Regions from separate parts of the Homo sapiens genome. Here region 2 is linked to region 1. The links are chromatin contacts, found by Hi-C or POLR2A ChIA-PET in ENCODE. All regions are on one chromosome and are shown on one strand. Each heading gives the region's core, a stretch centred on a gene start or an enhancer-like site at or near the end of the contact. The rest is flanking DNA. Distances are from core to core; before and after follow the strand shown. Region 1 has its middle 17 kb from the start of GSX1. Region 2 has its middle 83 kb from the start of MTIF3.

The links. A loop is a pair of places that touch in the nucleus more often than their neighbours do. ChIA-PET counts read pairs that join two places held with the same protein, here RNA polymerase II (POLR2A). Pooled maps may share reads with other maps.
Region 2: a loop to region 1 is called in a map of pancreas, with 2.8 times the contacts of the local background. The contact joins two enhancer-like sites. A Hi-C loop is called at or near these places in 107 of 168 maps with a recorded cell type or tissue (A673, B cell, CD14-positive monocyte and 61 more), 37 of 37 single-sample maps with no recorded cell type and 49 of 50 pooled maps. POLR2A ChIA-PET finds 5 or more read pairs at or near these places in 3 of 52 experiments (AG04450, K562 and Panc1).

The regions. Positions count from the first base shown.
Region 1 is chr13:27,807,249-27,811,351 of GRCh38, forward strand. No RefSeq gene overlaps it. Among named protein-coding and RNA genes, the nearest start is that of GSX1, 17 kb to the left of the region's middle. Within about 2 kb of position 1,788, at least 2 of the 41 ENCODE cell types and tissues checked have a DNase peak (open chromatin) inside an H3K27ac peak, as active enhancers do.
Region 2 is chr13:27,531,510-27,535,612 of GRCh38, forward strand. No RefSeq gene overlaps it. Among named protein-coding and RNA genes, the nearest start is that of MTIF3, 83 kb to the left of the region's middle. RefSeq lists enhancers at 1,498-1,998, 1,999-2,499, 4,062-4,103. Within about 2 kb of position 2,047, at least 2 of the 41 ENCODE cell types and tissues checked have a DNase peak (open chromatin) inside an H3K27ac peak, as active enhancers do.

The sequences.
Region 1 (4,103 bases), core at 538-3,037:
TTCCAATCCTGGATGTGCCCATGCCCTCTGGCTGCTTCCTGCCTTCCCGAATGCTCTCCCTCTGCCCGGATGCTCTGTTCCTCCACCCCCAGCCTGGCCACCTCCTCCTCAGCTTCCTCTGGGAAGCCCTCCCGACCTGTCCAGGTGGAGTTAAGGCCCTCCACCCCATCTGCTGTGGACAGCACTTCCTCCTTGACTCATGAGTACGTGGGCACGGTTTCCACGCTGGGCACTTTGCTGGGCACTCTGACCACAGTGAACGGCACTCTGTGTGCCCATCTGTCCCTTCTAGCTAAGTGGTTCTCCTCAAGGCAGGAGACAGAGTCTTCCTCATCTTCATGTCCCCAGGGCCTGGCACACAGTGGGCACTCATCAAGCACCGGCTGTGCCTAGGTTCATGTTCTCCTTCTCACCTGGAGCAAGATGAATTCAATAAGAGCACAGAATCTTTGCATTGTTTTTCTTAGTGCGTGCTCTCTCTTCCCTCTGCCTCCGGCTTACAGACCATGCCACTGCAACTCTCACACCCTCCAGCTCACCATAGGGATCTGGCTCCTCTCCCAGCTCCTTAAGGGTCACCTCTCCACAGCTCCACTGCACCCCCTTTACAGAGACACTTCCCCTTTGTCTTCAAACTAACCCTGATGCCTTTTGCAAACCCTTCCCTAAAAAACCCACTTCTCTGAAGAGCCCATTGTCTGAGAAGCCAGCCCCAAAGTTTCCTTTTACAGAAAAGGAGATCAGCTTTCCCACAGCCACATGTCAGTCCCCTTCCAAGAAGGGGCAGTTTGAGCTGAATGAACAGAATGCAAAGGCTTCTGCCTGACAGGTAACCTACCTGTCCCCCTGCCCCGAGGAAGCTGGGATAGGCACAGAGGTGGAAGATGGCTTCCACCTCTGCACCAGGAGGGAGATGTAACCTGAACTGATGAGGGAGCAGGGATGGGAGTAAGATCGGCGACATGCTCCCTGGCCCTGCATGTGGTACTTTTGGGGGTAGAAGTTTGGTTGTGGAGCTGCAAATGTTGTACATAGTCTCATTAAAAAATAATCAAGGTTTGTCGTGTCTGCCTTATATTCTCTATGTCTCCTGTTGTGAAGACAAATCATATGTCTCCATGTGGGGTCAAATCATGGCATGCATCCTGGCATAACCTATTGTTATGGGCTGAATTCTGTCCCCCGCCCAAATTCATATGTTGAAGCCCTGACCCCCAGTACCTAAGTATGTGACTGTATTTGAAGATAGGACCTTTTAAAGAGGTGACAAAGTTGAAATGAGGCCATTAGGGTGGGCCCTAATCCAAACTGACTGATATCACTATGAGAAAAGGAGGTTAGGACAGAAAGAGACACAGAGAGGAGAGGCCCTGTGGGGACACACCGGGAAGTTGGCCCTCTACAAGGCAAGGAGAGAGGCTGCAGAAGAAACCAAAGCTACCAGCCCCTCGATCTTGGACATCTAGCCTGCAGAACTGTGAGAAAACACATTTCTATTGTTTACTATCCAGCCTGTGGTACTTCTACTGTGGCAGCCCAAGCAAACGCATATGCCCATTACGTGTTCAGATCTGCTGTTCGTGCAGAAAGACAGCCTACGCACAGGGTCAGCTCCTCTGTCAGATACGGGAACTGTGATGGCTGCTTCAGCATTGAAGGACAGCACACAGTTGCCTCTCTGGGGCTGTGAGCAGGTCTGGCTTCTCTAGGCAGGCCCAGGCTCAGCCAAGCAGAGGTAATGTGAACAGTCCCAGATCCTTCAGGCAGCATCTCCAGCAGTGATTGAGTTCCCTCCGTGGCTCCACCTTTTGCTGGACAGACCACTGTGGTTTCAGCCTCTGCCCCTGGGCTCTGAAACTGACTCAGCGCAAGAGGACAAGCTTCAATTCCCTATGATTTCATCTCCAACCTGACCAATCAGCACTCCCCACTCACTAGCCTGTACCTACCAAATTATCCTTAAATATTCTGATCCCTGATTCTTGGGGAGACTGATTTGAGTAGTAATAAAACTCTAGTCTACCATTAAAACAAAAAAGCCACTGAGCCCCTGATCCTTTCTGGAACATCCCAGCTGACTCAGACCTCCCCTCCCTGCTGATGCAAGCATTGCTCATTCAATATTAATTCGTTGAGCACCAACTTGTCCATGTATCAGGTGATGGTGAGCAGAACTATGGATTTATGAGGCTGACACTCCTGAGAATATGAAGGAGAAAGACTGAGCAAATCACCACACGCTGGAGGAGAAGCCACAGTGAGATGAGGAGAGCAGAAGAAGGAAACCTAACAGGGCTTGTGGGGGACTTGAGATCTTCAGGTGTGGAGGAGTTGAGGAGGCACAGACAAGGTGGGGAAGGAAGTGATGGGAAGTCCAGCCCATGCAAAGGACCTGCAGTGAGAAAGCACAGGATGCTCTAGGCACTGAAAGAAGGCCCAGGAACCGGAGTGTGAGGAGCGGGGGCAGTTCCTGGAAACGCAGGGCTGGAGAGGGGGTGCTGAGCCTGGCTGATGAGAGTGAGCATAGTGGTTTTTGTTTTAAGGGCAATGGAACTCACTGCAGAGTTCTCAGCAGGGGGTTGGCACCATCAGGTTGTGTTTGAAGGACTCACTGGCTGCAGTGTGGAAGAGCCATGTGAGGGAACGAGAGTGGTCAGGGAGCCAGCTCCATGGCGGCGTCCTTCAGAGGCAGCACACAATCCCCCGCACTGGCCTCAGAGGTCCTGCAGGTACACACCTGGCTCAAGAACCAACTCCTGACTGCAGTGATCTGAGCGAAGGTCTCCTTCACCCTGCCAAGAAACTTCCCTCTCGTTTCCCTGCTGCAGAGCCAGGATCCTTCATACAAGGTCCACTCTTTCCATGAAAGCCCTGACCCCCATAAAATGCAAACATCTCTACATGACAACGCCTTAGCCTGAGCAGCCTTCATTGAAGAGTTACTGGAAAAACGCTGACTGGACAAGCGGCGACCAGCAGGAAGGCAGTTTCCTGAATCTCCCTGGTGAAAGTTCTTCTGAGGGAATCCAGATGGGCTTGGCTGCAGGAGGCTGAGTGCCTCAAGTTTCAGTCAAGAGAACTCAGGAGAGCTGGAAGCACACATGGTGGACGTGGAAGGAGGGAAGGGTTGAAGGAGAGCCTTGATCCTGCAAGTTCTTTAGTATTATGATCTCTGTTTTCCACATGAGCTTTAGTGCAGAGAGGTGGAAACAACTTACCTCGGGGCACACAGACCAGAGTAGCTGTCAGGACACAAATATTCTGAGCCTGGTACTGCATTCCACCTCAGCAACAGGCCTTGAGAGCCAGCTCTGGAGAAGCCAAGCAATGGCCCCTGGGTCTGTGGTGATGAGCTGCAAGGACTCACCCCAAATACCACCCCATCAGCAAGTGACTGGCACATAGCAGAAATGTGATGAGTATTTATTGAATGAATGAATGAGTCACCATATGGGCAAGTGCCTTGTAAACAGTTAAGGCCCTGGACCTTTGGAGATTTTTAATAGCTTCAGTCTCCTTAAGCAAAAACGTCCTCAAAAGTCCCTATTTTAAAAGGTAAATAAGGCCAGGCATGGTGGCTCCCACCTGTAATCCCAATGCCAATGCATTGGGAGGTTAAGGTGAGAGGATCATTGGAGTCCAGGAGTTTGAGACCAGCCTGGGCAACATAGTGAGACCCCATCTCTACAAAAAATGTTTTTTAAAAAAATTAGCTAGGCATGGTGGTGTGTGCTTGTAGTCCTAGCTTCTTAGGAGGCTGAGGTGGGAGGATTGCTTGAGCCCAAAGAGGTCGGGGCTACAGTGAGCTATGATTGTGCCACTGCACATTTTGCCTGGACAACAGAGAAAGACCCTGCCTCCTAAATAAATAAATAAATAAATAGGCAAACAATACTGCCAGGGGCAGTGCCTCAACCCTAAAACCTTCTTAATTCACATTCACTCACCCAACATGGTTTATTGAGCTCCTTCCATGCACTAGGCCAGTGGTTCTAGGCATACTACAGTGAACAGAATAGACAAGGTCACTGCTTTCATACCAGTGGGGGCAAAAGACCTCAAAAGCAAGTAACCACATAAATGAACAAGCTAATGATAGGCAG
Region 2 (4,103 bases), core at 797-3,296, 280 kb before region 1:
TTTATAGTTTAGTTGTTACATTTAGATTTTTGAGTTAACTTTTTAAAAACTATGGTGTTAGGTAAGGGTCCAGCTTCATTCTTTTGCATGTGGACATCCAGTTTTCCCAGCATTTGTTGAAAAGACTGTCTTTGCCCCACTGAATGGTCTTGGCCCCTTTGTTGAAAATCATCTCACCATATATGCAAGGGTTTATTTCTGGCCCCCTATTCTCTTCCATTGGTCTATATGTCTATCTTCATGTCAGTACCACAGCTTTGATGACTAGCTATGTAGCAAGTTTGAAATCAGGAAGAATGAGACCCTCAGCTTTGTTCTGGGCCCCTTTAAATTCCATATGAATTTTAGGATGGATATTTCTATTTCTGCAGAAAACATGGTTGGGATTGTGATATTGTACTGAGTCTGTCTTGGGTAGTATTAATCTTAACAATACGAAGTCTTTCAATCTATGAACAGAAAATGTCTTTCCGTTTATTTATGTCTTTTTTAAGTTCCTTCAGCAATATCCTGTAGTTTTCAGTGTACATGTCTTTCATCTCTTTGTTCAAGTTTATTCCTAAATATTTTATTCTTTATAATGCTATTGTAAATGAAATTATTTTAACTTCCTTTTGGGATTGTTCATTGTTAGTGTTTAGAAATGCAACTAGTTTTTGTGTGCTGATTTTGTATCCTGTAACTTTGCTGAATTCAACATAATTTTAATTGCTTTTTAGGTTTTATTCTTATAAATTGAAATGGGGACCCCAGCCAGAGAACACTCTGGACCACACAATCTTTTGTCCTCAACCTCCATATCCCAGTCTCCCCATAGTCCAAAGATTCCCTTACCCTGCACTGCCAGAGGGTTAAAGGGTCAGTTCTAGGCAGCTCCTTTGTCAGGATTGCTGGCCTCCAAAGCCCCACCTCGCTAATTCTGTTTCTTCATTGTCAAATAAGGAGGTCCATCTCTGTCCTCTCAGGTCTTCTGCAGCACTGGATACCATGTGTTAGCTCACGTACCTGAGTTCAGTTTTCATGAGAGTTCATGATGACTGAGGTATGGTTAATCATTTGTTAAATAGTTAGATTTTTATTCCAGAGAAACACCTACTCTACAGAGCGCATATGAAACAGGTTTGCATTGCATGAATTATTTTCCCATTTGAAACCCAGAATCTCACTCAAATGGCTTTCCAACCCATATTGTACTGAAGTATCCTGTTCGTTCCATTAACTATTCACAGAGTCAACTGGGGAACCGTTGTTATTAATTTCAATGGAAGGCTAAAATGCAGTTCATTTTCTGTAATTGCAGGCCCACGGTCTAAAGAGCCAGCAAAAGCTTTTAATCTGAGGCTTTTTTAGAGGAGTATGATCATTATTACATTGAACATCTTTTGAAGGTGCGTAATTATCAAAACCTCAATAACATTGACATTCAAAGAGCCCTATACCATAGAAGCGAAACTCACATGCAGGGAGCAGGACAAATTGCGGTCTGAGTTACCCAGGGATAGAGAAATGGCCACGGGGAAGGTCGACAATGTTTGCACATCTTGCTTTGCTATTTTATTCCAACTGTGAGGCTCTTCATGCCACATGGGAAGGGGACAGACGCACTCCCTTCATATATGTAAGTTGTTTGTGGCCTCAGATATCCAACCCTTCCTGCTGCAGCTTCCCTGACCTCCTGCACCGGGAGCCACCGGCTGCAAACAGGCTGCAAACACCGGGGAGCTGCAAGCGAGGGCGGCCAGTCCATCGAGCCAGCAGAGGGCGCTGAAACGCGGCCCAGTGAACTAGGGACGTCCAGGGCCAGCGCTGACCACTGGTGGTGCCCGAGCTCCCAGGGCTCTGATGCCCGGCTGCTCCAGTCCGCAGAGAAAACTAACCGGACACTCCACTGCTACTTTCTTCCCGATGCTCATGAGTCTCACCTTTGGTGAGGGCTGTCACCCTTTAGCCACAGTTCTGTGAGAGAACCACCTCCTTTTCCCCCATAGGAGGAAGGACAGCGGCAGAGGAGGCCAGGGGAGTGGCTCACGCAGTGACAAGTGACTGCAAGGCCACCCCCACCACACTTCCCACAGGTGGCACCACATGTGCACTTCTGCTCAAAACTGAAGCGGGGTGACAGCACACTGCTTGGCATGGGGACAGAGACAAAGGAGGCAGGCACCGGGGACAGGGTGTCAGCATGTATGTGCATATATATATATGTGTATGTGTGTGTGTATATATATACACACACACACACATATATACACACCCTGTATATATATATATATACACACACCCTGTATATATATATATATATATACACACCCTGTATATATATATACACACACACACATATATATACACACACACATACATATACATACACACACAGACATACATACATATACACATACATACATACATATGTATGTGTATATATATTTTTAGTTAAAATCCAGATCGATGATGCTGGCACCATCACGTACTCCAAATGTCAAAGCCACACGTTATGAGGTTGGTGAGATAGGCCACCCACCCTCACATACTCATTCATCTTCAGCATGTTGCCACTTACTATATTTTGTGTGCACCCGGATAAGTGGATTTAAGGATTTCATTATTCAGTGTTAACTAAATTAATTTGGAAAAAATGTATATGTAGCTTTAAAAATATGGTTGCAAAGAATCTGTAGGTTGGCAACATTAGTAACGGGAGCACAAGTGAACTCAAAGGAAACAGCAGAGCTCTCGCATCTCTTACTCCTAGGAAGGCCCCTTTATCAGCCAGTCCGCAGGAGAAGCAATGATGAGCTCAGCAGATCTGACAGTCTTAGGCCAACCAGAATTTTTTTTAGAAAAGCAAACAAATCTGTCATTTCAAGCAAAAGATGCTGCCACAATAAGTGAGAATGTAATTGTTCCTTTTTTGCCCCCTGGGAGTGGTGGTGAAATAAAAGAAAGAAAATGGGAAATCCTATCTATAAGACCAAGTAAAAATAATCATGCATCGGGCATAGCTCTTACCATGAAGTGGCAGCAGACACATCAGAACCGTGGCAGATCACAGACTCTTTCCAAGTGGCAGGGATTGTCCAGGGAGCGGCTGAGTCAGCAGCAGGGCCTGTCCCACCTGGGCACTATTTCCTTCTTTCCTTTACTGCCACCTCATGTCAGATGGTGACAAGAGGATCATGACAAACAAGAGTCAAAGGTCAGATCAGAAGTCAGAGTCAAAGGCAGGGTCAGAGTGCAGATTTCTGACTCCCTGACCAGTGCTCACAAAGGAATCAAGCCCGCATCTAGTGTGGGCCCTGGCGTGGCCTTGGTGTTAAACACAGGAGAGAGCATAGCATGGTGGGCTCTAAACCCAGAAATCAGACTCCCCCGACAACTTCCAGCTCTGAGACCCAACCTCTCTGTGCCTGTCCTCTCTGACTGTAGAACTGGGAAAGTTAATGAAACTTGCTTTGGAAGCTTGTCGTGAGAAATGAATGGATAAACACATGTGAACGATGCTTGGTGCATACTCAACTTTTAACAAATGTTAGCTGTTGTAATCTTATTTTACCACTGAAGCTGAAGAAACTTTTTTCAGGTTGAGATACTGCATTCCTGGAGTCCTTCAGATCTTTTACCAAATTCCAATATCAAGTTCTCAACTTCCACAGTCTCTGAATCCTGAAGTACACTTGAGAATTTCTGCCAAGATATGCACCTTCAGAGCCAAGAGCAGCAATTAAGAGACCAGTGAAGTTCTCCTGTTTAGACACTACAACGGAAAATTTGAAAGCAAATATCTCAGACAACAAGGATGGCTGAAATACAGTACAAACCAAGAATGCTAATCATTTTCAAAGTCAAAAAGTAAATTGGGACACCGATTTAGCACAGCTTGCAACCTTGCAAAATTCCTGCTCCACAGAACTGTAACTGCTGGCCTCTCCAAAGGTCGGGCAGAATGCACTTTATTTACATTTCATCCAAGCTTGCTACTTTACAATGTGGACTTCCCAAAGGGCAGGGCTGTCTTACTTATTTCTGTGTTTGTTGAATGAATGTTGAACATGGCAGTCTACAGCCATACCACCCTGAACGTGCTCAATCTTGTCTGAACGTTG